Linked DNA regions of Mus musculus: all the other regions are linked to region 1. Evidence: chromatin loops called from intact Hi-C (ENCODE). Cell type or tissue: heart. All regions are shown on one strand.

Evidence for each region. Peaks named below come from ENCODE experiments on the same cell type or tissue, not always from the same donor. Only the 100,000 strongest peaks of a DNase experiment are listed, where the experiment ranks them.
Region 2: it touches region 1 in a loop (4-fold over the local background); 8 of 42 quality-filtered maps call a loop at or near these places.
Region 3: it touches region 1 in a loop (2.6-fold over the local background); 3 of 42 quality-filtered maps call a loop at or near these places.

The regions. Positions count from the first base shown.
Region 1 is chr6:137,554,337-137,562,336 of GRCm38, forward strand. The region is part of intron 2 of Eps8 (epidermal growth factor receptor pathway substrate 8); the gene reads right to left. Among named protein-coding and RNA genes, the nearest start is that of Eps8, 91 kb to the right of the region's middle. In heart, no CTCF peak of the experiment used is centred here; DNase peaks (open chromatin) are centred at 3,545, 4,725 and 6,105; H3K27ac peaks cover 1,519 bases.
Region 2 is chr6:137,451,548-137,459,547 of GRCm38, forward strand. It overlaps Ptpro (protein tyrosine phosphatase, receptor type, O), which reads left to right. Exons shown (of 27, transcript NM_011216.3): 25 at 3,038-3,173. Among named protein-coding and RNA genes, the nearest start is that of Gm52924, 180 kb to the left of the region's middle. In heart, a CTCF peak has its summit at 4,276 (motif pointing right); DNase peaks (open chromatin) are centred at 4,324 and 5,824; H3K4me3 peaks cover 531 bases; H3K27ac peaks cover 2,364 bases.
Region 3 is chr6:137,700,908-137,708,907 of GRCm38, forward strand. It overlaps Gm38915 (a long non-coding RNA gene), which reads left to right and starts at 2,238. Exons shown (of 4, transcript XR_869522.1): 1 at 2,238-2,324; 2 at 3,392-3,510. In heart, no CTCF peak of the experiment used is centred here; DNase peaks (open chromatin) are centred at 2,204, 2,724 and 3,614; H3K4me3 peaks cover 612 bases; H3K27ac peaks cover 2,171 bases.

The sequences.
Region 1 (8,000 bases):
CATGTTGGGGTAAGCAGGCTATGTTAGGCCAGCAGGAGGAGGGAACATGGGAAGTATCTCTAAGCAAGTCCTTCTTTCTCTCCATACCCATAATTCCCATCTCTAAGCTACTGAGAAAAAGGCAAAAGATGAAGAACTTGGGAAGAAATGCATAACGTTCTAGTTAAAGTGAGGAATCTAAGAATAAGAAGTCAGGGCTGGAGAGAGCACTGACCACTCTTGCAGAAGACTTCGGCTTAATCCCAGTACCCACATGGTGGCTCATAACCATCAGTAACTTCAACTCCGGGAGATGCTATGCCCTCTTCTGACCTCTGTGGGCACCTGTACACATGTGCTACATACCAACTTAAGACACATACATACACATTCATAATTAAAACAAAATAAATATTTAAAAGGCAATGCGTCATTTTTAAAAAGAATTACAAGTTGTCAACTTTTCTAAACAAAAATCCTTCTAAATTAATTCCAAGCGTCTGCTACATGAACTGGGTACCATTTAGTAAGAAAACTGTCTGATTTTCAGCCAAATTGGCTTATGAAATCAATACACTAAGGGAACTAAATTTTACTTGTGCTGCAAACAAAAGTAACACAGAGGAGGAAGAGGAGGAAGAAGAGGAGGAGGAAGAGGAGGAGGAAGAGGTGGAGGAAGAGGAGGAGGAAGAGGAAGAGGAGGAAGAGGATCTTTCACTTGTATGATCATCTGCCAGGATCACAGGAATCCCATTAAATAAAAGCACATCTCTGCCAGACTCAGAGGGTAAATCAGGCTTCTAGTGACAAGTCCCACGTCTAGTGACAAGTCCCACGCCTGGAGCTACTAATAAACACTGCAGTGGAATAAACTCCACCAGTCCACCACACAGACGACTATCACAAGAGGCTGGGTTCATTTATTACACACAAGATTCCACAGACTGCTTGGAAAGGGTCTGACGATCTAGAGCCCTGGATTGTGTAAGCTTCCGTCATAGCAGGGGTGAGGGGCACCGAGGATGGCTAGGAAGAGAATTTGGATGAAGGCAGGCGTGGTTCAAGATGAAGAACGAGGACCCTGGGATTTCACAAGAGCAAGAGTTCTGAAAGGGCACGGTGGCTTGGTGACCTAGCCTTGGTGTTTACTCCCAGCTTTTCAGTGGCGTGCTTGCAAAGCAAGGGGACAAATGAGTGATTCTGGGCAATGCGTGTATCTAAAACGTTTATGATACTAGTTAATGAAGTAAAACAGCCACAGAGCCATAGCTCCCCAAACTGCTGTTTTGAAAACATTTCCTTTTTATTGGGGAATTGAGTCCATTGATATTAAGAGATATTAAGGAAAAGTGATTGCTGCTTCCTGTTATTTTTATTGTTAGAGTTGGAATTATATTTATGTGGCTATCTTCTTTTTGGTTTGTTAAAAGAAGATTATTTTCTTGCTATTTCTAAGGTGTAGTTTTCCTCCTTGTGTTGGAGTTTTCCATTAATCCCATATCCAGTTACCAAACCCAGACACTATTGTGGATGCCAACAAGTGCTTGCTGACAGAAGCCTGATATAGCTGTCTCCTGAGAGGCTCTGCCAGTGCCTGACAAATACAGAGGTGAATGCACACAGCCATCCATTGGACTGAGCACGGGGTCTCCAATGAAGGAGCTAGAGAAAGGATCCAAGGAGCTGAAGGAGTTTGCAGCTTCATAGGAGGAACAACAATATGAAACAATCAGTACCCCCAGAGCTCCCAGGGACTAAACCACCAACCAAAGAGTACATGGAGGGACCCATGGTTCCAGCCATATATATAACAGAGAATGGCCTTGTGGGACATCAATGAGAGGAGAGGCCCTTGGTCTTGTGAAGGGCCACAGTATAGAGAAATGCCAGGATAGGGAAGTGGGAGTGGGTAGGTTAGTGAGCAGGTGGAAGGGGGATGGGATGGGGGGGTGTTCAGAGGGGAAATGGGGAAAGGGGACAAAATTTAAAATGTAAATAAAGAAAATATCTAATTTTTAAAAAGATGAAAAAAGAAAATTATTTCTATGAGTTACTTGACTAAATTACATTTTTAACACTTCTCGAAACTTTGATGGTGCTGTGTCAATATGTATGTATGTATGTATATGTGTATATATGTATATATATATATATGTGTGTACATGTATATATGTGTGTGCATATGATTATGTGCATATATGAGTGTGTATGTATGTATGTGTGTGCATGTGTACATGTGTGTGCATGTGTACATGTGTATATGTGTGTGCATGTGTATGTGTGTGTGCATGTGTACATGTGTGTGCATGTGTATATGTGTGTGCATGTGATTATGTGTATATATGAGTGTGTATGTATGTATGTGTGCATGTGTACATGTGTGTGTGCATGTGTATATGCGTGTGCATGTGTATATGTGTGTGCATGTGTATATATGTGCGCATATGCACAATGTTGAGCTGCTAGGAGGTGAAGCCTAGCAAGCAGGAGTAGGTGCCTAAGGGTGTGAATCTGAAAGCTGTTATCTCTCCGGGTTCTAGCCTTTCACTCTGCCTTCTGGCCCTCCTTGATATCAACAGTCTCTGCCACAGACTCCTACACTCGATTGTTCCTGCATGCGTTCCCTGTGTGGACAGAAAACCTTTGAGACTCTGAGACAAAGTAAACCCTCCATTCCTTAAGTAGTTTCATTGGGATAGCCCAGTCACCTTAAGTAGTTTCAGTGGGATAGCCCAGTCACCGTGGCTCAAGAGTAACCAGCACACCCCTGCAATTATATCCTCTCCCTCTCCAGCTTTCCTCACTGTCTGGTGATATGTGTAATCCCAGCAGAACCCCAAATGTGAGGATATGCCAGTCCATCATGGGGGGGCATTTTGGACACCCATGGGGTTAGGAAGAATGTGGGGTGAGGAAGCCAACACTATCCCTGGTTTTTCAGCGAGTTCCCTTCTCTGCTCTTGGATATGTCACATACACTCACAGGCTCCCATTGAGCACTGATCAAATGAGGCACTGGGGCCTCTCTGTAAGGGTGCGCTGCAGCCTCACACTTCCTTAGACCTAGCAAAAGCCACAGGCTAACCTAGTTGTTCGCTTGCTGCTCAGGAGTTTACCTGCACAGATCATCTGCCAGTAGAGAGCAGGGTAAAACATCAGGTAGGAGGTGCGCATGCATGTCCACTGATCTCTGGAGTGAGGGGAAAACATAGAAAGATGCATTCTTCTCTTGGGTCTCCACAAAGCTTGCCTATAACACAGTGTGTAGCTGCTGGAGATTCTATCTTTTGTTTTATAAAAACTTTCACTCCTAGGCAGACATGAGAATCTCACAGTACCATTCTCAAAGTCCTTAGCTGAGAACTCTTTGCTCTGCCAAGGGCCAAACCATTCCATTCCAAGATGATAAAGTGGAAATTTTTCTAGGAAATAAACCAGCATTCAGATTTTTATAAGATATGGGGGACACATTACAGGAATGGTGCTTAATCTCAGAAGCAACTGTTCAAACCTCAGAGAAGCCAGCAGCCAGCACTGTCCCTGACTGGGAGGAAATGGGGGAGGGTGTGGGGAGGACCTACAATGACTATGCGCCAGAAAGAAAAACCAACGCCTCCAGCTAACCCAAGCCCAAGTGCTTAAGATTAAAAAACTAAAAAGAAAAGAGAAGAGAAAAGAAAAGAAAAATTATCAGTCTACTAGTGTAAATGAAAAGGGTAGGCACATCATGTGATGGTTTGTTTGTGTTTGGCCCAGGGAATGGCACTGTTTCGAGGTATAGCCTTGTTGGAGTAGGTGTGTCACTGTGGGTGTGGGCTTTAAGACCTTCATTTTAGCTGTCTGGAAGTCAGTTTTCTGCTAGTAGACTTCAGATGAAAGATGTAGAACTCTCAGTTCCTCCTGCACCATGCCTGCCTGGATGCTGCCATGTCCCTGCCTCAATGATAATAGACTGAACCTCTGAACCTGTAAGTCAGTCCCAATTAAATGTTGTCCTTATCAGAGTTGCCTTGGTCATGGTGTCTGTTCACAGCAGTAAAACCCTAACTAAGACAACTACCCACAAAGCCCCACAGCTACCTGACCGGCTTTGCAGACCTTACAGGACTCAAATTACAGCAGTTTACTCTTAGAAAAGAACTGACTCTGTTCTTTCCTGCGACAGTGCTAGGAGACCAGAGCCAGGTATGTCTCTCTGAGCTCAGGAGCTGCCCAGTGTAGGTTCTGGGGATCAAACTCAGGTCTTCCTGAAGTGAAGGAACTGCTATCAACCGCTGCACCATCTCTCCACCTGCCTCCATCTCTCTCTAAAAGATTTCCCTAAGGAAGTCAATAGTAAGGACATCTGACCGATCTCCTTCATGTCTTCAATACAACCACCTCAGCCATACCTTGGGGCATACCTCATTCTTCCATTCAGTAACCATACAGCATGAAGTTAGGGTTTTTAAATCTTGCAGTGAAGAACCACTCTCCATGACCCTGCTTGAAGCAAAACTGTCACGGAGGCGAAACTAGTTTAAGGATGTAGGTTTGAATTGAGATTTTTCTTTTAAATACTCACTGGGCACACTCACTAAGACACTCCGTGTGAGCGCACACACTAACAAAGCCTTCTGTCAGCGTGGTACGAGGTCAACCCCGATGGAACATTCGATCGGAAAAGCAGAACTCTGGGTGAAAGTCAAGCCTGTTTCCAGCAAGTCCGAGACTGACTCAGAGGAAAAGTGCAGTCCGCTGACTCACTCGCCCACTTCCTGAAACACCCAGTGTTTTTCTTGGAAGGGAGTTGCACACCGGCACCATCCCCATCCAGTTCTGATTAGACAACATAGAACCTAACCCAAACGGCCAAAACCAAGTGAACTCCTCGGAGCTGGCTTTCAAAGCAGACAGCATTCCTCAAACAGGCAATGCCTGGTTCCGAGGGCGAAGACTTTCAGCCAAACACACATGGCCAAAGGATACTTAAGACAGCACACCACTGGGTGCTCACGTGCTTTCCTCTTTATAACATAATTTCTCATGGAGAAAGAAAAACCCAGATAGTCTTTACCGCCAAAATTTAAATTGCTTTTAGCTCTGAAAATTTTCCTCTTTGTTTGGGGAAGATGTATGTGTGTGTAGGGGTATGTGTGAATGTGTGTGTGTGGGAGGGGGGTATGTACATGTGTCCATACCTGTCTGCCTGTCAGTCTGTGTCTCTGTGTCTGTGTGAAGGAAAAGTAGGTTTTCATTAAGCAGTCTGAACTGACCAGCCAACGAGTTTGAGGGACCCATCCTCCCCTAGCCCCTCGGCGCTGGGATGACAAGCACACACAAGCTTGTTTTAACACGGGCTCTTGGCATCAGACTGAGATCTCTGCAAGTGCTTTGCCAGTTGAGCTATCTCCTCAGACCCCCAAGCATGTGCCTTTATTTCCTAAGCAACTGTTCTCTCTGAGTCAACTGTGCAGAGCCCATTACAGAAGCAACAAATAACAAGAGTGAGGTCCACAGGTGTGCCAACCATTGCCGTGAAATCTTTGCATGTTTCAATATGGTTGATAATCACAAATCCTCTAAAGAGGCATGTGCCACTCTCTCTATTTACAGGAAACTGAGGCACATGGCACAGAAATACCTGATCCACCATCACCCAGGCTAAACACAGTTGAAGACTTTAACACAGATAGATAAAGGCAAACCTCCAAGCCCTGAGTCTCCAAGTGTGCCCTGGTCTACGAGCCTTGCCTTTTAGGATAACTAAGACGTTAAGAGCATGTTCCCCCTACCACCACCACCACCACACACACACACACACACACACACACACACACACACACACACACACACACACACACAACCTAGATCTACCTGTCTCTTTCATACATTCGTCTGAAACTCCCCGTGTGACTTTTCTGTCAGTAGGAATTGAGTCCTTCTGCAGTATTTCATTGTTCAGCCAAATGGACATGAGCCTCCCTTGTTTGTGAGTTCTGTGTATTGGCAGTATCAAACAGATCTATTAAAAACACTAGCAGGATCCTGTCCTCCACAGGGCCCTTGGGGAAGAAAAATACACATAACATTTCCGTCTTCAAAATAACAAGCAATTATACAGGACCGTGCAGTTTGTTTCCTCTTGAGCAATCCACCCTGGAAAGAGTTCAGACATCTGAGGCCTCTAGAATTTCACTTTCAGCAAGAAGACTATCCTCTTACACACCAGTCAGCAGCCGAGAAGCCCGCTCGATCTGTAACAAGTTCTCGGGGAATTAGCTCAAGTGTTCTGTGATTATGTGTTTCTAGTTCCAAAGAAGTGAGAAAATCCGAGGAGGTGAGGCAGAATAACACGCGAACTGAAATGCGCCTGGCACTGTGACCTTCAGATTAGCGCCGAGCAGGCAGTGTAATGGGCACAAATGCATCCACTAAGGAGCCCTCACAGAGGCAGGCTAAGAGGAATGCCTTCCCAGTTGGAGGTACTAAATATGCAAATGTACACCAGGCAGCCAGCATGCCTGGTGTGATTCTAGGGTCAACAAAGTGTCACCCTGGTTCCTTAAAACATATCCATTACCCAAGCTGCACAGTGGATGCCAATGCACTTATGGAAATGAATTCGTTCTTTCAAGTTAAACAGTTGTGTTCCCCAGAAAGCACTACTAAACCATAAATGCTCCTGAGAGCAATCACATATTATGCCACAAACATGTAAGTAAGAATTATCAGATAATTCCACCAGAATAGGAGGACTCTAGGGGCTCAAAGGCCTAAGAAGCCAGTGTCCCCAGAAACAGAAGAAATATGCTTCCAACAGATGCAGTAGTGAGCTACTGAAAAAGAAAAAAAAATGCCTGTTTAATATTCTCAACTATTCTCAACTATGAGAGAAATAGCAGCTTATACATGGAATGAGTATTTTCTAGAGCGAAACATACTATGTGGCCCCCAAACCCACCTCATTTAGGGGAAATGTATGGCCTATAACACGTGCCCTGCGTGAAGGCATACAGAGCAAACACGATTCACTCACTGCCTGTAGGAACATTTGGGCTAGCAAGACATACATGCAAATAGGAAAGTGGAACACAGGTTAGTAACACTGTCATTGGGATACCAGCAACATCCTATGGAACTGTCTTCCCAGCAGCAGCTGTCAGAGCAATATCCTAGAGGAAGCAAGTATTGGATGGCACAGCAGTGGCCCACTGGTGTGGGTATGGGCAGTCCTGGGACATCCCAGGCATGTCCCAAACGTTTATCTAGTATGGCTTTAACAGTGACTGGAAACGACTGGAACCAAGAGAAGAAAAGGATGAAGGAATGCCTAATGACGGATCCTGAGGGACCTTGTGGAATGTCTGGGGAACACCTTTGAAAATGCTAAGTCCAAAGACAATTATCTATTTATTATTAGAGCTTAAGAAACTATCCGTGGGGGTATTTCCAGGACGGGGATTGTTTCTGGTGCTCAGAGTTCACTAATTTTGAGATAATTTTGTCTGATCTTTTCATTTTGGTGGGAGCATCTACATTCTACCCTATTTATTATTTTAAAATGCACCCCTCTGCTGTTTCCATAGCAACAAACTGATTATCGGCCACCCTCTAAGCATCTGGTGACAGGGACTGGGATACAGTGAAGCCAATGAAGTACTTGCTGTAGAGGCATGAGTTTGTGAGTTCAGATCCCCAGCACCCATGTAAGAGCTGGGTGTGGCTGTGCGTGCCTGGAGCTCCAGTGGTGTGTGAATAGAGGCAGGCGAGTTCACTGGCCATGCAATGACCAAATGGATGTGCTCTGAGTTCAGTGAGACCCTAATCCTGAGACTGCCTGCCGTCTGTGGTCCATATGCATGCACACCTGTGTGCACACAAACGCGTTCCTATCACACACACACAAGAACAACAGTGACGCCATACATGGCGGTGTGCATGCCTGCGATCCCAGCACTCAGTAGGCTGAGGCAGGAGGATTGCTGTAGTTTGAGGCCAGCCTGGGACTCATAGTGAGTTCACATTCAGCTTGAAGTACA
Region 2 (8,000 bases), 100 kb before region 1:
ACACATGTCGTCCTAGGCTCCAGATGCCTGTACTCCACTGCTGCTGCTCTTGGTGGTCATCTCATGGTACTGGCATCTCCAAAACACTGCATGACCCCTTCAGTCCTGGGTCGTCAATTGCAACTGAGGCTGCATCTTCATCAATGGCCTTCCATGGCCTCTCACAGTGCTGAGCCTCAGCTGCTCTGTGTGACCCCTTCCTGCCTTCAAAACCAATACCACCTGGGTGACTCTTACACATTACCAAGTCCAGCCACAGCACAAGGTACAACCTTGGCTATCTCTGGAACACAGCCACTGTGCTTTCAGAAAACACTTCCCAGAAGATGTCACCTCAATGATGCTGGTCTCTTCTTAATCACCGCTAATTTCTTAGCTCCAGCTAACCAGCATCAATAGTCCCAGTAATGCAAAGTTTTTGCTTTAGTAGTTCTGGTATCTTGTTAATCACAGCTGATTCTTCAGCCCCAGCTAACCAGAACCACAGAATCTTCACAATCCAAAATAGCAATGGCCCTGAAGTGAGTCTTTAATTTTCCCTCTGAAATTTCACAAGCCAGGCCTCCATCTTCTGCACTGTTCTCAACATTATCTTCCAAGCTCCTACACAACATCTGACAGAGCTCTTAACACCGAATGGATCTTCTAGCCCAAAGTTCCAAAGTCCTTCCACAGTCCTCCCCAAAACATGGCCAGGTTGTCACAGGATACCCCACTCTGCTGGTACCAATTTGTCTTAGTCAGGGTTTCTATTCCTGCACAAACATCATGACCAAGAAGCAAGATGGGGAGGAAAGGGTTTATTCAGCTTACACTTCCATAGTGCTGTTCATCACCAAGGAAGTCAGGACTGGAACTCAAGCAGGTCAGGAAGCAGGAGCTGATGCAGAGGCCATGGAGGGATGTTCTTTACTGGCTTGCTTCCCCTGGCTTGCTCAGCCTGCTCTCTTATAGAACCCAAGACTCCCAGCCCAGAGATGGTCCCACCCACAAGGGGACCTCCCCCCTTGATCACTAATTGAGAAAATGCCCCATAGCTGGATATCATGGAGGCATTTCCCCAACTGAAGCTCCTTTCTCTGTGATAACTCCAGCTGTGTCAACTTGACACAAAACTAGCCAGTACAGTCAGGTACCATGTGACATCACCACTGAAATCCAGAGTAGATACTGCATGATAAATACAAGGTCAATTCTGCAAAGCTTCTCATGCTCAAAACAGTCCAAACGGACTTAAGAGAAGGCAGAAGGTAAGAAAATATAAAAGTATTTGGTGTATTAGATAAATGTGGTTGCTCTTCAAAAAACTCTTCTGGGAATTCAGAACCTAAAGTCAAACAGGACAAATGGCTTATAACATTTTAAGCCATAATTCATATGAACTCCTTCTGGGAAGTGAGTGTTTCCTCTGAAGTGAGTGTTTCTTTGCCCTCCCACAAATGATCACAAAATGCACCCAGTGACAAGATGTGAGAAAATGGTTATATAGGCTCAAAACTTTTGGATGCGAATCAGAGGTAGACATGGAGGGACGGATGTTAGGGAACACATCCGCAACTATCCCATCCTGAGCAAGTACCTTTCAAATATGGGAGCTAGCACCTTGTCTTGGTGAGCTAAAATGTTGATCCTGTGGTTTTGTGTGTGTGTGTGTGTGTGTGTGTGTGTGTGTGTGTGTGTTCTGGTGAGCAATATAAATATGTGTGCATTATATACGTGCATGTATGTATGTGTGTACACATAATGTGTGTGAATGTACAGGTGTGTTGTGTGCACACGTATGTGTTCACACTGCATGTGTGTACCCTGTGTGTGCGCACACTGAGGACCAGCCATGCTTGTGAGCTGCTAAGTTGCTGTTGAAGGAGCAGAGCGGGTCCTCCTCATCCGCCCACATGAGACTCCTGCGGTTTCAAAGCATGTTGTTGGAAATGAGATTATTCTCAAAACAGCCCTCTGAAAATAAAGCTGCTTGCACCTGTGGGGTCAAGCTCACACAGTCCTTTCTCAGCTGGCAGCAGGGGCCCTGCGGGATGTGACTTTACAAGGGCCCACTTGGTGGCAGACCATTTTATCTGAGAAGCCCCAGGAGAGAAGAGTTATCTAATAGAAAAAGCAAATTGGGTTCTGAACTCAAAGGCTTTTAGTTTGGGATTTTTTTTTTCTTCTTCTTCTTCTTCTTCTAGCAAATTCCACATCTAAATTGGCTCAACTGTCTCTTTATCCAAAATGTCAGTGTAATTTAAAGTTCGAAGCCCTTTGGCTCTGCGGATGATTGGCAGAAGGGCAGAACTGACTTTAACACGGAGAACAGGAAACTTTAGGGAGTTGGCAATACCAGTCCATATCTGTCCACACCCTTAACTCTGGGGCTCAGGCACTGGATAAGAAGAGTTCGCCCTCAAGGTAGTCATTTAAAAGATCGCTGGGAGATTCGTGCACATTCATGGCTGGGTCAGTAGAGACACGTGGTTCTACTAGAGGAGTAGAGCCTCTCCATGGCTGTCTGAGAGGGTGAGGTGACTGTGTGCAAATAAATGTTCAAGGCTCCAGAGTTGGAGTTAGGCAGTGGGGTTGTCAACTAAACCTTGGAGCTGGGTTGAGCTGGGTTCCAGGAATGACGTGTGTGTGTGTGTGTGTGTGTCTGTCTGTCTGTCTGTCTGTCTGTCTGTCTGTCTGTCTGTCTACCCCTGAGACAGAAGGCTGTTAATATGCATCCTTGCCTAAAGGGGAGCGTGAACCATCTCCTCCTTGGGCTGCTCAGTGTACCGTCTTCACTTTCCTCCAAAAACAGAGAGCTCAGGGCAGAAATGGTGCAAAGCCTTACCTCTATAGCGAATGATGTGATGGTAAAAAATGTGGCCTCTAAGCAGCACCAGCCACCTCAGCATCCTCAGGACCCAGCTAAGTGCAAGGCACTGTGGGAGAACAGGTTCCCCCTTTCATTGCTGTCTGTCTGCTTTAGAGATCTCCAGTTGGTTTCCAGCAGTGCAGAAGCCCTGTGAGACTTACGTGTTATCTGAACCTTCTTTTGCAGTGCGGGTGTGGGACGGACAGGAACCTTCATTGCCCTGGACAGGCTCCTGCAACACATTCGAGATCATGAATTTGTGGACATCTTAGGGCTGGTATCAGAGATGCGCTCATACCGAATGTCAATGGTACAGACAGAGGTAGGAACAGCATCGACGTGTGCGCTTAAGTTTGCTCTTGATGGAAAGCATCCTATTACCCAACGTTTGGTTTTAATCGGGCTGTCTCAGTGTCTTTACACCTGTCTTTCCCAGTTTCTTGCTGTGCATATTTGAAACTACCCCATTCCAAATGAATAGGTAGCAAGCTCTCAAAAGGCCGTGGTGTAAATAGTCACACTACTTGCCTGGCTTCATCTGCCTTCTAGGAATATGGAGCACGTGGGCGTGTCTGAAATAGAATCAACCCCTTTTGAGCAGTATGGCGCTCGCTGAAGGTAGCAGTCAGCCTGGGTAAGGAAGACTGTAGGACAGATGTGGTTTGATTTCTACTTGAGATGACAGACTGGTCAGTAAGTTTGTCACTGGGCTTGTTCCTCCATGTGACTCTGTCTTCACTCACTTCTGATAATAACCCTTGGTTGTTGGATTTGTGATCTCTCTCTAGGCTTTCAGGATTGCCAGCCCCCAATCCACCTCCCCTGCCCTATTACTTAAATCACTGGTTCTCAATCTCTAGGTTGCAGCCCATCTGGGGGTTATAGATTAGATGTCAGGCACATCAGATATTTCTATTACATGTCATAACAGCAGCAAAATTACAGTTATGAAGTAGCAATGAACTAATTATTATGATTGGGGGTCACCACAACATGAGGAATGTATTACAGGGTCACAGCATTGGGAAGGTTGAGAACCAATGCCTTAAATGAACAGGCGGTGTATCCCAGAATTCCCCCAGTCTTATTAACCAGTGTCCCCTTTGCCTCCTCGTCTCCCAAGTCCTTCTTTCCCGTGAGGCTTTAGAATGTGCTCAGCCTGGAAGGACAGCTCCAGGCAGCCTTGTGCTGCCCCGCAGCAACAGCCAGAGTACACCGGTGTGACTGCCAAAACCCGAGTACACTGGCTTTTCTATAATCCAGACCACTGGGCTATTAGGTACTCCCTGGCCTCAAGGGCACAATAGAGCTTTTCCTGGAGAAGAATGTGGGGGGCGGAATCTTCTGGACTAGAACAACGCCAGGCCTGACTTCTCTCTGCTTTAACGTGTTGTTCTTCCTCCTGCAGCTTCGTTCAAGAACCACTAGATGTCAGTATAACTCAAATAGCCTGGAGGGTAATGGCAGAGTCTCTCCAACACCGACTTCTTACTCTTTGGTTTCCTACCCCCAGCTCACTCCCATCACCACAGCTGCATCTTAGCAAGGCTTGGCAGAACCATTCAAACATATTCATTGCCAAGCTGCTCCCAGGGCACGGTAGTTTGGAGGTAGTGACTCATTAGCAAACGTCTGAATGACAGTTAGGACGCATACCCAGGCAGGATGTTTTCCCATTAGGAGAAGCTTCTTTTTGCAATAGATGGCAACTCGCATGGAGACACACAACTGGTAAGACTACAGAAAATAAGAGACTACAGAGTGACCTGCCATAAACGGGAGTTATATAGCCACACCCTTTCCCCTAGAGGCTCGGGGAGCATCCCGAAAGAGGGGACAGAAAGATCACAAGAGGCAGGCGCAGCAGATCACACTAAGCCAGCACTGTTTTCTTCCCGCAGCAGAGCACTTGAGATAAGAACTTATAGCAGTAGTGACAGCATGCTCAAACCCTGAGTGAGATCAAGCTGGACAAAATCCCAGCACGGATACAGGGAGGTGGGCATTAGGGTGCTATGGACAACTGTTGACCTTTTGGGAGAAGCAGGTAGTTAGAAAAGGGATGCAAGGCTTAGGGAACTACCCACAATCCTGTAGATATTCCACATCTATGCACATACAGACAACATTAAGTATCCTCAGTGGGTCTGGAAAACAAACAAAAACAAACAAAAACAAAACAGAGCATGTGACGTCGGAAGGGGGAGGTGCTGGTGGGGATAAGGGAGAGATGTCATGGGAGGGAATGAGGGCTGGATTTCAGCCTGAAGTTTTGGTTGTTTACTTCCATAAACACATATTCTGATATGCAATAAAACTATCTCCGTTACATTTATATGTAATAGACGCTTTAAAAAACATATTCTTACATGATAACAGTTCATAACCTGTGGGTCCATTACGCCTTTGGCTGTTGAACTACCCTTTCGCAGGGTTCGCCGAAGACCATCAGAAAACACAATGTTTGCATTACAATTCATAACAGTAGCAAACTTATAGTTATGAAGTAGCAACAAAGATAATTTTACGGTTGGGAGTCATCACAACATGAGGGATTGTATTAAAGGGTCCCAGCGTGAGGAAGGCTGAGAACCTGTTTTGTGGTGTGTGTAAATCCCCACACTTCAAAGCACGTCTTGTTCTAAGCATCTTGTTTGATGAATTATGCAACTTGTCCCCTTAATCGATACCTCTTTACAATTTTGAAGATGTTGACTGTAGGCTGGTGCTACCTTTGATTTTTCACAACCACAGAATCCTTGTCCGTTTCTGAAAACTTTGTGCACAAGGCTCCTCTGGCTCCCCCGCAGCCTCGATGTTTGTCTTCAGAGTGATAATCTCAGAGAGCAGACCAGCCCCTGGGGCTTCCTGCACGGTCAGGGCTCTGCTTTGTCTCTCCCATATTTTTGGCCCCAGTTTTAATCGTCCGGCTTCCTTCTTTACAGCAACATTTCTGGCTGACTTCTCCATGAAAACAGTCTTTTGAAAGGCCACTATTCCCTCCAGGAACTTGCTGGGAAATCCAAGGGTCTCTCAGCTTCCTCCCTTTCCCAACTCCCCAGCTTTACCCTTGAGTTCCCTCGGGAGTCCTGGATGGACACCTTCCCAGTTGTTTATTTATGTCTGCTTTATCGGTTGTATCTAGAACGTCTTGTTCACTTGCTTTATTTTTCCTTGTTTCTGTGTGCTCCCTGGTCCAACCTGAATTTTCCAACACAAGTTCTTTTATCTCATGTTTGTCCTTCAACCCACTCACATTCAAATCCCGCTGCCTGCTAATTTACTTAGTTAATAAGTAAGGACTAAAGAATGAAATGATTTTCTTTTCTACCACTTGTCAATCAAACATGACAATCAAGAGGACAAAATCAGTTTCCAGTGGAGAGCTGGTCTTTATCTACTTAACCCCAGAGCTGAATAGCATCTTTCTCCTCATTTTTGGCTGATAATTCTCCACATACCTACCTCCTGGACTCCATCATACCTTGCTATCCCTTGAAATAGCCAAAGTGACTAATTCAAGTAGCCTTGTCCTCAGGGTTCGCCTCGGGATCGTTGCGATCTGCATGGGCAGCCCATGTGGTGCTGCCCTTCCTCAACCGATCAACCACACTTCAGGGCTTCTCCATCCTTTCGGAGAAAGGATGAAAACAGAGAGCCAGAGCCTGGGAGGAGGCGAGAGCCTCGGCTCTGGGACTTCCCAAGTCATGTCACCTCTTCAGAGCCTCCACTTCTCCTCTCTAAAATGGGATTCACAGGTGCCATGTGTCGCCATAAGGAATGCAGGGCCTAAGCTGACAGGATCCATAAAGATACTTGGAAACCATAGCCTGCCACCTACAGATGGCTCAGACCCCTCCCGCTCCCGAGCTCCGGTGCTCTATTCTTAGCAAACATTTTGCTTGGTTTTCCTTCAATCACCTCTCTGGAGGTCAGCTGAGGGTCTGCTTTGAACAGACTGTCCTCACCGTGGGCAGCGTGGCTTTCTCCAGGTCCCACGGATGTGACTATAGATAGCCTTGTGCTTATTTGTCCTTTCTGTGTGGCCCTGTCACTGCCCTCATTGGGTTGTTTTGGTTTTGTTTGTTTGGCTTGGAGTTTTGGGGTTTTTAATTAGCATATGCCAATTATATGTAATAATTAGATGAATATACAGAATACTGAGCTTCGCCCTGCATCTGTAGACATGTATATAATGTATTTTGAACACATTTACCTACCCCCGTTACTCTCTTTCCCAGTCCCGTTGGACTCCTTCCTTCCCCATCAGTCTTCCTTCAGCTTTCCCTCTTCCTGTGTGCACACAACCCAGTGAGTCTCCCAGTGTGCACACGGCCCAGTGAGTCTCCCTGTGTGCACATGGCCCAGTGAGTCTAGTTGCAGTGCTTTAAAGAGCTCGAATGTGCCATCATTCACAGGAGTGTGGACAACTCACCTGTTGCCAACACCAATGAAGATGTGCCCTGCTTGGTTTTGGTTTTGACACAAAGTTTGGCCACTGGGCATCTGCAGAGCACGAGTCCAGACCAGAGCCCTGTCTATTTCCAGCATTCTCATGAGCCCAGAACTAGTGGTTGATGTATGAGGACCACCATGGCTGGCACAGTGCAGTGAGATGTAATCCTAGCATAAGGGACAGTGTTTTCTCCAGAGCTTACTGAGAACACAGAGCTGAGGTTCCAACCAGCTGCGGCTCGAAGCCTTTGCTTTTATTCTTATTATTATTATGTGAAGCTGTTTGCACAAGGCTGTCTAAAATCCTGTGGACATCTTGGCTGCACTTTATTCAGGGGTAACAGTTAATTGTACCGCCGATAATAAAACAGTTGGGGTAAAGGAGAAAAAACATGAAATTAACCTGTTTCATGGCACAGAGAAAACCAGCTTTAATGTCCGGGGGATTTTATCTCAGCCTTCAGTCGTGCACAGCTGCTCAAGTACATGTTCATGTGCACTTGTGTGCTACACACAAACACACACACATACACACACACACATACATACACACACATACATACACACACACATACCACACACACATACACACACACACACATACACACACACATTTCTGCAACACTGAATTTTCACATAGTACATACCTTAGTTAGGGTTTTACTGCTGTGAACAGACACCATAACCAAGCCAA
Region 3 (8,000 bases), 150 kb after region 1:
CAGATAAGATCTAGTCTTAAACCGGGTGTGGTGGCGCACGCCTTTAATCCCAGCACTTGGGAGGCAGAGGCAGGCGGATTTCTGAGTTCGAAGCCAGCCTGGTCTACAAAGTGAGTTCCAGGACAGCCAGGGCTACACAGAGAAACCCTGTCTCAAACAAAACAAAGCAAAGCAAAGCAAAGCAAAGCAAAGCAAAACAAAACAAAACAAAACAAAACAAAACAAAACAAAACAAAACAAAACAAAACAAAACAAAATCAAAAACCAAAAGATCTAGTCTTAGCAGACACTGGATTTGGGGGATTCTCTCATTCACTGGTCTTGACAGTCAAGCATTGTGACTCCATTGTGAACAGGGACAGGTGAGAGAGTTTTCCTTCCACTAGCCAGCAGCAGCAGCAGCAGCAGCAGCAGCAGCAGCAGAACACCTTCAATTCAATGGCCAGAAAGACAGATTCTGCTAATATACTGTGTGAGCTTAGAAGCAATTCTTCCTCAATCTCTATCAGAACACAGCCCCCCCCCCCCCGGTTACTGGGGATCCCAATGGACCTCTGGCAGAGATGATGTAGGATGCTCCCCAACAGTCCCACCCTCTGGTTCCACACCATCTTCTCTCGGTTATCCCATCAGGTGCAAATCCAGGCACCACTAAGAAGTCCTTTTGTAGATGTAAATACGATCTCAAAGAGGTCAGCACTGAGATGCTGAGAGCATTCTAGTTGGTTTGTCCAATTAGATGAATCTTTACAAAGAGGCTGACCTTGACTGAGAGACACTGGACACAAGTGAGAGTCACTGTTGCTGGCTGGAAGAGAGGAGGCTGTGTGACCACCACCACCAAAACCAAAAGCGTGGGAAGTTCTATGAGTCCAGGATGGATGTCAATGCTCTGCTAAATGCCAGCAAGGGAAAGCTGACCTAGTCACCACCACACCACGCCATGCCATGCTATGCCACGCCACACCCCTCAACTATCTCAGGCTTTTCTGACCTCAGATTCAAGAACCAATCTTTCCGTCTTCTGCCATGTGGATCACAGGAATCGGGCTCAGGTTGTAAGCTAAGGTGACAAGTGTCTTTACATGATACGCTATCATGCTAGCTGTCAGGCCTCATCTCTCCAACCATAGTCACCAGATTCTGCTCAGGAAAAGACCTGTGGCAATGCCCTTGATTTTAGCTACGTGGGTCCCTAGGCATCACTGCTGGGCACAGGGGTTTATTTTACATTACAGAGGAATGAACTAATACATATTGTTTTAGCTTGCAAAGTTTGTGGTAAGTTTCTTGTTGCTCTCTGAGACAGAACCACTTACCAAAGGGCATACATGGGCTAGCCTAACCCTGCCCACATGTAGCAGATGTGCAGCTTGGTCTTCATGTGGGTCCTGAACAGCTGGAGCGGGGCTATCTCAAGAGCTGTTTCCTGTATGTGGGATATGTTCTTCTAGCTGGAGTGCCTTGTCTGGCCTCAGTGGGAGAGAATGCACCGAACACTGGCAGAGACTTGATGTGCTAGAGGCGGAGGCAGGGGGCAGAGGGCAAGGTACCAAGTAGGGGACCTCCACTCTCTCAGAGGAGAAGGGAAGGTGAGTATGGAAGGATTGTGGGAGGGGCTGACCAGGAGAAGGAACAGTGAGTGGGATATAAAGTGAATAAATTTTAAAAAAGTTTCTTGTAGCACAGCAAGGAAAAATGAAGGTGTATCTCATAAATCTTAATGGATATAAGTTGAGTTAATTAAATAAACCAACGCCAAAGTGCCCAGCAGGTACAGTTAAACACTTCTGGGCTCTGCTTCCTACTGGTTGGTGAAATACAAACTTTCCTACCCCATTGTCAAACTTATGGAAGTGAAAGTGGTCACCATCCAGAAGGAGAGGGAAACACTCAACACTCAGCAATAATCATCAACATACGTCGCAAACTCTCTTTGGTTATTTATAAGAATTTATAATAATTTTTTTTAAAAAATCAGTAGCACTAGGTATGTCTTAGGGGCGAAATAAATTGAAGTTACTGTCTTGGTTTTTAGGTGACAAAAAAATTCAGTATTTCATGAATACTATTCCACAGTCTTGCCCTTTCTCCAACTTCCTGTCCTTTCACATACTGACACTCAAAGATACTGAGACCCTGGGAAAGGTTTCAACAATTGCTTCCTGACTGACTCAGAAACCTTGGCAGCCCTGGATTGTTTGTCATTGGATGTGTCAAGAGGATCTCTGCAGAGAGAGGCCAAACACTTAAATTTTGGCCTTTTCCACAGATCATTCCAGCATCAGCTCCAGGGTTTGGGGTGACTACATTGTGCGTACATGGTGCGTGACTTCTCTGGTTCTCTAGGGTGTCTGACTTGCTTCTTTAACGATCCCGAGATCTTTATCTGAGATGTTTGACCTCAGAGGTGGAGCCCCATTATTTCAGGGAAAGCAAGGCCAACACCAGCATGGTTTGGGGGAGGGGGGACGATGTAGGGGGCAGTGATGGATGGGTGTGGAGACCTGAGGTGACACTCAGGTGTTTCTCTCAGTTCTGTCCACCTTGTTTTCCTGAGCCAGGATCTCTTGCTTGACCTGTGAGCCCAGCGATCTCCCTGTCTCCACCTCCCCAGGTGGGATTACAAATCTGCGCTTTTTTACGTGGGGTCTAAGGGTGAAACTTGTGTCCTTATGCTTTGGAGGGGTGGAGCTAATGACCAGACACGCCAACCCTCTCATATGCATGCCTGTTCTCTATGTTGCTATCCCCAGGGTCCTCAACCCCAGGTATCAGGACTGAGACGAGTACACTGCGGTTAATTACAGAAAGATGGCTCAGGGGTTAAGCGGGCTGGCTACTCTTCCAGATGACCCAGTTCCAGACCCCAGCCTCTAAGTCATAAGACTCACAACTGCCTATTAATCCAGCTCCTGGGGATCCAATGCAGCCTGCACACATGAGGCACACACACACACACACACACACACACACACACACACACACACGTACATTAAAAAAAAATCTTTTAAAAAGTAACTTTGAAAGTAATAAAAGATCCAGGATCCCCTGATTGAAACTGATGAGGAGTTCTGGGTGACTCAGGGGATACCTTGTGTAGGAAGGAGGGTTCTCCCTCCCCTCCCCCATTAGAAATAGGTTTTAACAGTGAATAAAGAGACTTGCTCCATCTATGTAAGTGTGTGCTGATGAGAGGTAGAGTAAGGCAGTGTGTTCTGGAATTTTGAGTCCTATGAAAATTACTTATTATCTTCTTGGAGGAAAATGTGCTTTATGCAATAGATTTTGGGGCCAGCAAGTGATTAGTGTTGGCTATTAGTTTATCATAACTCATATTTGGTTTTGTTAGCTTGTTTAATGAAAGGCTGGGCTCTGGCTTTCTATGTAGCTCAGCGAGGCCATGAACTCCTCGGCTTGCTGCGGCTACTGAGTGCTGGGGTTGTCGGTGTGGAACTGCGCGCGAGCCTGTGAGAGTGTGCCTACGCTGCCTGCCCTTCCTGCGACCGGGTAAGTCAGTCACTGGCTCCCATGGCTTCCGGTTTCCTGATACTTACCAGATCCTCACCACCCTCCCGCTCTCCTTCCTCCCTGTTGTTGCTTTGGCTTTCGGACAAACACTAATGGGGTCCTGTCCGTTACACTGAACTGGACAGCTTCCTCGTTGTTCTCCCTGCCCCCACATCAAGACATCTCCTTCCACACTCCAGCCAATCACCTCCTTGCAGCATGATGGTCTAAAATACAAGCCTTATCTTTCTATTCCCTCGAGTGGTTTCCCACAGCTTAAAATTAAATCCCAAGCTCTTCAGCATGACAGGCGAAGCGTTCTAATACGTGCAGACCCTGCTCGGCTCGTGTCCCAGTGTTCTTCTGTCTACAGGAGGCTCTTCTCCCCCTGTGATGGCTTTCCCATACGCTCTTTGCTCAGCCCACACTGCCATTTCTCCCTCCGTCCAACCAACCTCAATCGCCTGTTCTAGCCACCCTATTTCTCTCACGCACCCATTTGTAGATTACTAGGAAGCCACAGCAGCTCCCATGCTTACCCTGGAGATGCCACCCAGTGGGGCTTGTGAGAATTCACGTTTTCTTTCTACCATGTAGGTCTTGGGGATGGAACTTGGTCCATCGGGCTTGGCAGCAAACACCTTTATCTGCATTGTGTCATCTACTTGATCTTCCACTGTACTTTTGGATTCAGGGTCTTTCATTGACCCCAGTGCATACCATTCGGATATGCCGCTGGCCGTCAGACTCTGAGGTCTGCCAGTCTACCCTACCAGTGCTTGGCCTGCAGAATTCACAGCCAGGTTGTTTTGCAGTAGACCTTTCATGGGCTGAGCCATCTCCCTGACTCCCTCTTTTCTTGTTTCTTTTGAAACAGGCTATCTTGTAGCCCAAGCTAATTCAGACTCACTATGTAGCCAAGGATGCCCTCGAACTTCTGACCTTCCTGTTTCTCTCTGTGTACTGAGACGGCAGATGGTGCCATCATCCCAAGTTTACACAATGCTGGGGATGGAACCTGGGATTCCATGAATGCTAAGCTAGCATTCTACCTAATGAGCTACATCTCTAGTCCTTATTCTTCTTAGGAAATACATAAATAAAAACAAAAATATTTTAAATGTATGTAGTATATGAATATCACAAAGTTGTTTAGTTTATTTTTGAACCCTTATTCTTAACTGTATCGCTAATATGAACAGTTATATATGGCAGACTATATATCATATGTAAGCTTTATAATATATGTGTTTACGTAATGATTTTTGCCAGACATACTCTTCAGCAACTATTAGCATCATGTAAAAGTTAAATTTTGTCCACCTATTTATTGTGATTTACAATTTGTCCTTTGTGCGTGCACATATTTGTTTGTTTGGTGTAGTCTCACTATGTAACCCAAGCTGGACTCAGAGTCACCATATCATCAGCTGGCTTTGAACTTTCGCTCTTCCCGTCTCAGTCTCCCAAGTTCTGAGATAACATCTATGCCGCACCACATCCAGAGGCTTGTTCTTAACAAAATATGGCTCCTCTGTATACTTTGGCTCTCTGTAATAACTCAGCCAAGATAGTTTATACCATGGCTTAGCATCTAAAGCCCTTTGTGGGACACTACAGTAGCATTTGCTTTACTGTGTTACCCAATCTCCGGTCCCTAGTGACTATGCAGGATTGCTATATCTGCTACAGATCAGAATTTCGGTATGCTGCTCAGAACAGCAGATCGGCTTATTGTCAGAGGACTCTCCTCAGACCAGCTGATTTAACCTTCCCTTGTAGACTGAGTAGAGGAGAGCGATCAGATCTGAGTCTCAGGAGCTCCCTCCAAACCCAACCACTGATGCTGCATATGACTTCCGCTTGGGGCAGAAGTGCGAGGGGATATACGAGATGGAAACTTTACTGAAAGGGGCACCCGTGATGCTCCTGTGAGGTTATCCTAATGCTGAGATGAGACCTGCTGCTGATGCTGCTACTCGAGGTTCACCCGTGCTCCCGTAACTCCTCCCCTACACCCTTGCAAGCCTGAAAGCTCACTGGTTTGTAGAGCTGGACTCAGATGGAATTGCTACTTTGATCTGTTTTCCATGCCTATCGGAGGCAAAGAGACATTCGATGATCATGTCTCCTCAGGAAGAGTCACAACAAACATTAGGTGACAACAGAACACCATCCCTCCTTCCCCTAATTACGATTTTATCCTTTTTCATGCCTAAGGTTTCAAAGCTTTGCATATGCAAAGTTTATGTCTTCCTGCTGGTTACAGTGCTTGGGTTTTACATGACTCAACAGTTTCTCTCCACACAAAGCCAATTTCACTATGTTTGAAAATGTGTGCTCCCTGCTTCCATAACAAAAATGTCATTAAAAACAGTATCTTATAGACTAGCAAATATCCTCTAATAGAAAATTTCCAGCTAAGAGATTTGGGGAAAGCTCCCAAGTAACACTTGAGTCTTGGGTGGCTGGGTTAAACAGCATTACCTGAAGGCTTTAAAAGTAGGCAAATCCTGAGGCAATTTCATAAAGGTATGGAAGTTCCGAGCATAATTGTGTAGCTGCTTTAACTCAGGGGGCTACGATGTGTCTAAAAAGAATCTTGAGAGGTAAAATTGAAAAGCTTCCTTAGCATCAGGCCATGAAGGTCCTTGACTATAGAACAGTATGAGAGTTTATTTCGTTTAAATAAATAAAAAAAAAAGAACTACTGAAGGATTTTTTTAAAGAACAGAAATAATATAACCAGAACCACCCTTCCAGACAGATGAACTTGGCAATAACGTTTTAAGTGGATTAGAGAGGTAGGGATGCAGGGGCATGTCTGTGGAGAGGCCAGCAGTGTGGATGTGCCGTAGAGGTGTGGGGGTGCAAACCAGAGCGGTAACCCTGAAATCCCATGGAAGAGCAGCAGGAAAGAGAGTGGCTGATCAATAGAATTTGTTAGTTATTGGCTCTGGAAGGCAATGGGGAAGAAGGAAACTGAGGGCTTGTATTGGGAGAATGGCCAGGAGGAGACCGTCCTCTCAGGAGTGACTCCCAGCTGAGGGGTGAGCAGGTGCTCATACCGGACTCTAAGCTCAGGAGCAGACATCAGAAAGTGGCAGGCTGGGAGGCATTGATGATGTGGCTGTAGCAGCCATTGGAATGTGCCCAGCACACTTTGAAGTCCAAGGCAAGTTATGAATGGAAAGTCTGGAGCAGTGACATGAGGTACAAACTCACATCATGCACACTACAGGCTACACACCTTATAGGCAATGCACACTACAGGCTATGCACACTACAGACAATGCACACTACAGGCAATGCACACTACAGGCTACACACCTTATAGGCAATGCACACTACAGGCTACACACCTTATAGGCAATGCACACTACAGACAATGCACACTACAGGCAATGCACACTACAGGCTATGCACACTACAGGCTACACACCTTATAGGCAATGCACACTACAGGTAATGCACCCTCCAGCTTCTTGCCAACGACCAGCTGTCGTGGCTGGCTGCTGCTGCAAAGTGCTTTCTTGCTCAGCTTTGGCTCCTTGATGCTCCCCTGTCCCTGCTGAACCTCCCATGGAGGGTTCTACAGTCTGAAAGGTTTCCAAGCAACCTTCCTTCTCTACCTCCTCCTCTACCAGAGATCAGACTTGGGTCATAGTTTTCCCTGCTTCTGGACCCTCCCCCATCTTTTAGAACACAGTGATTCCACACCACCCACACAATTGCTTGCTGCTGTCTCGGTGACCACTTCTCCCCGCACCCAGGTTAACACAGGAGCAGTCTAAAAAGGGTCAGTGCTGCCTCTGCCATTCTGTACAATCAGAGCCAATGTTCGATGTAAATCGTAGTTTTCAAGCCCTGTTAAATAGTAGAACTTGATCATAAATTAGAAAATAATTCTAGTAGGTTATAGCTTATAGTATATATTAAAGTGAACATGTTCCTCATTACTAATTTTAGGTTGAAACGTTGGACTGGTTATAAGAAATTCTAGTGGGTGATTATATTTACCCTCCAATAAACATATGACATTGAGGTAGTGACCCAGGGTGCAATGCAAAGTCTCAGGTTACAAAAGCCACCCTTCTCTTCTCTTCTCTTCTCTTCTCTTCTCTTCTCTTCTCTTCTCTTCTCTTCTCTTTTCTTCTCTTTTTTCTTTTCTTTTCCTTTCCTTTCTCTTCTCTCCTCTTCCTTTCCTTTCCTTTCTTTTCTTTCCCTTTCTTTCTTTCTTTCTTTCTTTCTTTCTTTCTTTCTTTCTTTCTTTCTTTCTTTCTTCCTTCCTTCCTTCCTTCCTTCCTTCCTTTCTTTCTTTCTCTCTCCATCTCTCTCTCTCTCTCCCTCCCTCCCTCCCTCCCTCCCTCCCTCCCTCCCTCCCTCCCTCCCTCCCTCCCTTCTTTCCTTCCTTCCTTCCTTTCTCCTTTTGGTATGCTGAATGACATACCATTCAGCCCTCACCAACCACTGTGAGAGTGAAAGAGTAG